Regions from separate parts of the Mus musculus genome. Here all the other regions are linked to region 3. The links are chromatin loops, found by intact Hi-C in ENCODE. Cell type or tissue: gastrocnemius. All regions are shown on one strand.

Region 1 (2,500 bases), 150 kb after region 3:
TGTCCTGCCAGACTCCAGGGTCAGGCATGTGTAGGAAGGCCAGGGTGATGGGGATATCTCAAATGACACGTGGCAATGTTCTGCTTCTCCAGGCTGTGCTAGGTGCCCTGATCGCTGTCAATCTCAAGAACTCCCTGAAGCAGCTCACTGACCCCTACTACCTCTGGAGGAAGAGTAAGCTAGACTGTGTAAGTGTGTGTGTGTGTGTGTGTGTGTGTGTGGACTGTGTAAGTGTGTGTGTGTGTGTGTGTGTGTGTGTGTGTGTGTGGACTATGTAAGTGTGTGTGTGTGTGTGTGTGTGTGGACTATGTAAGTGTGTGTGTGTGTGTGTGTGTGTGTGTGTACTGTGTAAGTGTGTGTGTGTACTGTGTAAGTGTGTGTGTGTGTGTGGACTGTGTAAGTGTGTCTGTGTATGTCCTGCCCTCCTGTAACCTGCAGCTCTGGCCTGATGCAAAGCCCTTTTGTCTGCTGTTCCCCAGACCCCAGGGCTTGAGAAGCCAAGCTGTGGAGAGAGGCACTCTTTGTTCAACCACTCCCTGGCTCTGTAGCCAATAGCAAATTCTTTCACTTCCCTGGCCCTCAGCTCCCGCACCTCTGAAGTAGACACGTGCTCTCTCCACTTTGGGATGGCTTATGAAGAAGATGGGTTCATACTCGCAAAACTGCATGTGGTCTGGGTTAACGTGCGTCATCAACAAAACTTAGTATCTATTACTTTTATAATTTACTGTGCCCCCTCCAATTAAAAAAAAGATCATTCTGTGAAGGAAGGAAGAAAAAAAAAAGCTTAGAACATAAAGACTGGGCTCCTGAGCAAGTTTCTAGGCTTCTCTAGGGTTCTACTTCCTCCTCTATTTGTGGGATGAACTTGTGCTCTGCATTATATACTGGCTCTGAGGTTAACTGAATCACAATGGGAAAGCACCATACTACGTAAACATCCTTCGAGTGTGACTTCATACTGCAGCTGTGCCTTCACAGGCAGGACTGATAAAAGCTCCAGCATACTGACAATGCTGTCCTGTTTCTACCTTAGCCCACCCACCATAGCCCAGAGACTTACTAAACCCGATTGAGGATGACAAAAGTCAGGCTCAGAATGGCAGAGGCGGTGGAGGAAGCAAGTGCCAGGGTCTAGCTGGAAACTTCCTGCTGGGCTCCAGACTTCTGGGCTGTCCTGCCTCTAGAAGGCAGAGGCTTGCCTGCACCATGGAGGGAAGGAAGTCTTTAAAGTTAGAAAATGTGTGGTCCCTTTGGGGACTCCCAGTGAGCAGAGGAGACAGGAAGAAACTAGATGCTCTAATTCCCAGCTAATTCCCAAGGATCGGCTTTTACCACCTGGCATCCATCTCCTGGCTTTGGCCGTAGTCCCTGGTAGCCATGTGATGTTGTCATGTGACTTGATCTTCAGTGGGCTTCTACAGAAATTCCCAACAGAGACTGACCCCCTTTAACAGCAAGTCTCAACCTGTGGGTAATGACCCCTGTTGGGAATCCAGCGGTCCTTTCACAGGGGTCACATATTAGATATCCCGTATATCAAATAGTTAATTATGATTATCATCGTGTGTATCATTAATGTATCATCATCATACACTATACATCAGATGATATCAGTAGCAAAATTATAGTTTTAAAGTAGCAACAAAATAATTTTATGGTTGGAGGTCACCATAACATTAAAGGGTTACAGATTCGGAAGGTTGAGAAGCACAGCTTTAGAGCCATTTAGAAGCTCCCTGGGGGCCCTTAAGGGAGAACACACCCGACCAGGAGACCTGCCCCACACTTTCTGTTCAGGAGCTGAGTTCCCATCAAAGCATGGACACCTCACTGTTAGATAGGAAGAGAGCTCACATCCATAACACACTGCAAGTCTAGGACCAGAGACTCTCTGACACCCCGGTCTTCTTGCAGAGTGGACTTCATTTTCCCTTGTGTGGACTAGGAAACCGGCTCTCCCGGCTATACAGTTCAGAACCCAGCTTGGAACCTGGGTGCACCTGACCCGGGGGCACGCTCTTCTTACTCTGCTCATGCGCCCTCTCTGCTCACACTTCTGTATTCTATTAAAATAGAAGGCTAGATTTCTATTTTTAAAACTAGACCAAGGTAGGGGTGAGGTAGGGGTGGAGCTCAATGGTAGGGTACTTGTCTGGTATATGAGGCCCTGTATCCAATCATTGGCTCTGGAGGGGGGAAAAGGTCATGAGCTGCACTTGGTATAAGAGAAGCAGGCAAACAAAGCAAAGCGCCAGTACGTGACTCACTGCAAAAATGAAGCAAGAGCAGAAGAGATCTGAGCTGGGCAGGGTAACCAGGACCTTGACTAATCCTGAGGACTTCCTGAAAGAGGCAGTTTTTCACCCCGGGCTGCCTTTGACATCCTTCTCCTCACAGTGTGTCTGGGTGGTGAGCTTCCTCTCCTCGTTCTTCCTGAGCCTGCCCTACGGTGTCGCAGTGGGTGTAGCCTTCTCCATCCTGGTTGTGATCTTCCAGA
Region 2 (2,500 bases), 230 kb after region 3:
CAAGCCAAAGGTCTTTTGTGGCCGCCTCAGTTGACCCCTTCCCCTGGGTTGAAAGCCACACCCCCATTCCATTGCCCCATCCTAGGGGTCATGACCCTGTGGTCAATTTTAGCTGTGCTTCCTTCTCTGAGTCTGTGGAGAGGCAACGTGGTAGCAATTGCTCCCTGTAAAGTTCTGCCAGGTCCCTTTGCCACCTGTCCCTGTATGTGTCCTTGTGCTACTCGGGAGGCTAAAATGTGAAGACAGCTGTTGACGTTTCCACCCTAGCACATATACTAAAAGCCTCTGGCTGCATCTTCTGCAGCTATCAGAAAGGCTGTGAAGTTCTAGGGAGACTGGATGGCACCCAGGGCCAGGGCCATGGGAGTACAAGGTAGCTGTGTGCAGAGCAGAGGGTGTGAAAGGTTCCAGAATAGTCACCCCTGACTTCCTTACAGAGAGGCCAAAACAACCAAATTTGCCTAAAAACAGGGAACATTACTGGCTCCTACCCCTGAGTCCCTTAAGGCAGAATTTTCATACCTCAGTCTTTACAAAGTACAGTCAAGAATAAACTCCACCAGCCTTTAATCCCAGCACTCGAGAGGCAGAGGCAGGCGGATTTCTGAGTTCGAGGCCAGCCTGGTCTACAGAGTGAGTTCCAGGACAGCCAGGGACACACAGAGAAACCCTGTCTCGAAAAAATAAATAAATAAAATAAACCCCACCAGATAACCGTATGTCAGTCTAATGGTTAGAATGCATCTCATTCTCATATAGACGTGATCATGTAGGGACCCCTAAAATCAGGTGTTAACGTCCTAGATGAAGTGCTGCTCCCAGTGCAGAGCACATGTAATTCTTACTAACATGCCGATTCCCATTCACAAGGCCCAGCGTTAGGCCTGAGGTTGTATGTTTGTGACCCACTGTCCACTGCAAGCGATAGGTACCACTGGTCCTGGACCCAGTACCTATATTCCAATCTCATTTATTCTCTATATCTATTATCTATTCTCATCTATAGTTATAGAACATAAGCAAGGGAGCAAATAAATCGATGTAGATAATCCAAGATGTATTTTTGAACTGTTATGCATTATAACTGACGTATTTCGCTGACTGGCTCATAAACCTACTTTACAGATGAATATTAGAATAAACAGCAGGGTGGGAAGGGTGAAGAGAAAGCAGCTTGTGTAATCAGCTGTTACCCAGGGCCTTGTAAGAGAAACTGGCTCTACCTGCCAGCCCCTACCAGGCTCCTGGAGAGGCCAACATGGCAGGAATTGCAGTAACTGAAGAATGATCTGACCCAGAATTGAGACAAGGGCAGCCTTCCTGTAAGGGCAGGATTTAGTTTAGAAAGCCCCTGGCTTGCTGTGAGCTGTCCTGGCAAAAAGGTTGTGACCGGCCAAGCCTTGTGATCCACTGAACACATCCAATTTTGTGGCCTCTGGCTCCCCCTGCAGAAAGCGGGTGGCTACAAGCAGAACCCCTGTCTCCCCAGGTGCTGATTCTCCTGTACATCGCAGACTGGATGGTGCACTGGATGTGGGGCCGGGGCCTGGACCCCGACAACTTCTCCATCCCATACTTGACTGCTTTGGGGGACCTGCTTGGCACCGGACTCCTGGCACTCAGCTTCCATGTGCTCTGGCTCATTGGGGACAGAGACACAGATGTTGGGGACTAGCTTAGCCATTCAGTCTTTCCCCCACCCCTCTGCACTTTCTATTTGGATTTTTATTTTCCTTTTGTTTCCCTACCCCACCCTACACTACACTCCCATGCCTTTCTGGGATTTCACTTTGATACCAAATTCTCATTATTTTCAATGGGAATTTTTTATACATTGAGCCAAGTTTGGATAGGAAGAATTCGGGACAGACAGATGGGCTGACATAAGCAGTAAAAGTAGACTTTTGAGACAATCACCAAGTGCAATTCCACGGTGGGTGCCTCCAGAGGAGGTTAGATCGGGACCTTGGCATCCTGTCCAGCATCGGGGACCTTTGCATTAGCTTTAGCGACCTCAGCCTCGGCCCTAATGAGAAACTCTCAAGTGGGCTCTGGGTTGTTTAGGGTTTGGCTGAACAGAGGGAGGAGGGATAATTAACACTCCCACACATGCACGCACTTTTATAGATGTGGACCAACTTCACAGCACTGGGCAGGGGAACGTTGCTTCAACTCCTCGTAATCACAGGCCTGCTCCAGGCCAGCCTGCCCGCAGAGTCACGTGCACTGGAGATTCCATCTGCGCACATGTGCCTTGCCCAACTGCCTGATTGCTTCCCAGCTGAAATGAGTGGTAGTGACCCGGGCTCTTCACGGATCCATGTCATCCACAGGTTTCCAAAGGTCCATGTGCCCCCTGAGTCTAGAGAACCGAGTTCAAGCCTCCTCTCTTTAATTCTCTCCACACACTCCGTCTCCGCGCAGCTTGCCAGATGGGCTTCTAAGATTGGGGATAGGACAAGGGAATGTGCCAAATGACCTGGAGATTGAGGCAACGGGG
Region 3 (2,500 bases):
GACTAAGGCTGGAGGCTTCTAAATGCAAGAGCTGCCTCCCGTGCTACAAGGCAAATTCAAGACCAGATTGGATGTTTTAGCAAGACCCTGTCTAAAAAGAAAAAAAGAAGAAAAAAAAAGAAAAGAGCTGGAGGCATAGCTCAGTGCAGAGCAATCCCTTATCAAGCAAACCAAATCCTAGGTTTAACCCCTGACCCTAGTGTTGCAAAAGTAAACAAACCCCAAATGGGTGTAGTGGTAGAACCTGCTTTCAGAAAAACAGTCAGTCAGTGCAGTCTCTCGTGGAAGGGACAGCTGGGGCCCAGATCCCTAAACAAGTACATTCTCCTTGTGCAAGTCACAAGAGAAAGTGCTAGCTCACATAGTGAGAGCCTGCCTTCTAAAATGAAACCAGAAACGGCAGCCCAGGCACGACTAGAACACCAGGTACAGGCAGCCCAGGCAGGAATAGAACACCAGGTACAGGGAGGGAAGAATGGATACGGGTATGTGGGAAGCTGAGCAGGTAATTGTGGAGATTCCTTGGGATGGATTTTTAAGTTATTAAAACCAGCTATTGATTTTCCAGGTGGCTATCTTGTGTTTTGTATGTAAATATGTCTTTGGTCTACCAAGTGACTATTAACACAGCCCAGGCTGCCACAGTTCTCTTCTGGGTCCAGAACCTCAAAGTCCTGGTTGAAATGAACCAATATGACTCTTTAATACCTAGGGTCATTCTGGCCATATTTATTTCTTATGAGCACTGACAATGGGCTTCACAATATACAATTAAAACATGATTTTTTTTTTTTCTAAGCAAGCAGCTCACTGACAAAGTACTGAAGGTAGCCAGGCGGTGGTGGCTCACCCTTTAATCCCAGAACTCAGGAGGCAGAAGCAAGCAGATCTCTGTGAATTCCGGGCCAGCCTGATCTACAGAGCGAGTTCCAGGACAGCCTGGATTACATAGAGAAACGCTGTCTCAAAAAAAAAAAAAAAAAGTCATGAAGGTACCAGGTCTGCAACCACAAGGTGGCAGTGTGGAGCCAGAGTAGCAGGTCCTGAGTGTTGTGTATGTCACCTCCCCACTCCCACACCCAAGCTGGGCTGGGCTGGGCTGGGCTAGGTGCCTAGCCTTACAGTAACTAACTAGATACACTGTGCTCCATTGATATTCCTGGGAGGCCTGTTCTTTTCTGAAGGGCAGTGGATCTGCATGAAAGCGTAGGTGTGTGTTTGGGGAACTGGGAGGAGTAGAGGGAGGGGAAACTGCGGTCCGGATATATTGCATGAGAGGTGAGTATACATGCGCGTGCACGCGCGTGCGCGAGCGAAGGAAAAAAAGAAAAAAAAGAAAAAAAAGAATCAGGTTGGGTTGAAGTCGGGCGATGGTAACATGAGCCCCTAATCCCAGCACTGAGGATGCAGAGGCAGACAAGTTTGAGACCAGCCTGGTCTACAGCCAGGGCTACACAGAGAAACCCTCTCCCAAAATACCATTTAAAAAAAGCAAATAAATAATAATAAGTAAATAAATCAGGTTAAAGCTCCTACTCAGCACCTCACCCCTACTCAGGACAGCCTGAGGCAACTATGAATCCCAGCTGGGTTGGGGGACTGGGAAAGACAGCCTTAAGAGTGTTGGCTTCTCATTGACTTCCTTCTACAGGTCACAAGGTGCATCTGACAAAGACAACATCTAAGAGACTTCTGTTGCTGTGGAAGGGTTACGCGTGGGGAATGTGCTGGAAAAACCGGAGACACATGCAGGACTGTTGGAGGGAGGGAGGGGTCCGGGGACTCCAAAACCAGATGAGGCAGGGTCAGTTTACTGCCTCTCTCTGATCTCGCGGAACCCTGAAATCTATATTGATCCAAGGAGCAGATCCACTAAACACACCTCTCACCCGGTGCGTCCAGCTCACTAGTGGCATGGTGGTGGAATCCTGCTGTAGCTCTGAGGTAGCATTTGCACGCTTGCTCCTTCAGAACAAGCCTTGTTCGACCCCCCCCCCCCCAGATAAGGTGGGCCTTGTTTGCTGACGTTTGTCTTTCCAGACACACAATCAACTGGCTGCTAAAGCACATCCATTTTTCTACATCTTATTATCACACAAGTTGGGGAAATTTTTATCCAGTGCTTCCCCCAGCGGAGGAGACCAAGGGGAACAGCATGATAGCTCCCCAAGGGAACGGATCCTCTAAGTTCATGGGACCATCACAAACAAAAGCTTTTTGATTGCTGGTGGGGTGGCATCTGGTGACTGGAGTTTACAGTCATTCTCTGTGGTCTACAGCCTCGCTTTCCTTGGTGTCAGTTACAGCCAACTGGAGCTGAGAACATTAACCAAAATAGGTACACAAGCTCAACGGTGTGATGAAATCTTGTCCCATCCCACTCCCTCCTGGCTCGGACATGGACATTGTCCAGCAAAGTCCTGGCAGAGGTGCTACCTGTCCATCAGTCAATTAGCTACACTGATTATCAGACTGATTATAACAGAGTGACGTGCATCAA

Evidence for each region. Peaks named below come from ENCODE experiments on the same cell type or tissue, not always from the same donor. Only the 100,000 strongest peaks of a DNase experiment are listed, where the experiment ranks them.
Region 1: it touches region 3 in a loop (2.6-fold over the local background); 23 of 42 quality-filtered maps call a loop at or near these places.
Region 2: a loop joins it to region 3, with 6 times the contacts of the local background. A loop is called at or near these places in 6 of 42 quality-filtered maps.

The regions. Positions count from the first base shown.
Region 1 is chr1:131,759,306-131,761,805 of GRCm38, forward strand. It overlaps Slc26a9 (solute carrier family 26, member 9), which reads left to right. Exons shown (of 21, transcript NM_177243.4): 12 at 93-188; 13 at 2,401-2,500. Among named protein-coding and RNA genes, the nearest start is that of Slc26a9, 17 kb to the left of the region's middle. In gastrocnemius, no CTCF peak of the experiment used is centred here; a DNase peak (open chromatin) is centred at 1,338.
Region 2 is chr1:131,845,061-131,847,560 of GRCm38, forward strand. Slc41a1 (solute carrier family 41, member 1) reads left to right here. Exons shown (of 11, transcript NM_173865.3): 11 at 1,490-2,500. The coding sequence ends at 1,675. Among named protein-coding and RNA genes, the nearest start is that of Slc41a1, 18 kb to the left of the region's middle. In gastrocnemius, a CTCF peak has its summit at 1,452; DNase peaks (open chromatin) are centred at 24 and 1,368; H3K27ac peaks cover 1,425 bases.
Region 3 is chr1:131,612,514-131,615,013 of GRCm38, forward strand. No RefSeq gene overlaps it. Among named protein-coding and RNA genes, the nearest start is that of Avpr1b, 15 kb to the left of the region's middle. In gastrocnemius, a CTCF peak has its summit at 1,020 (motif pointing right); a DNase peak (open chromatin) is centred at 1,032.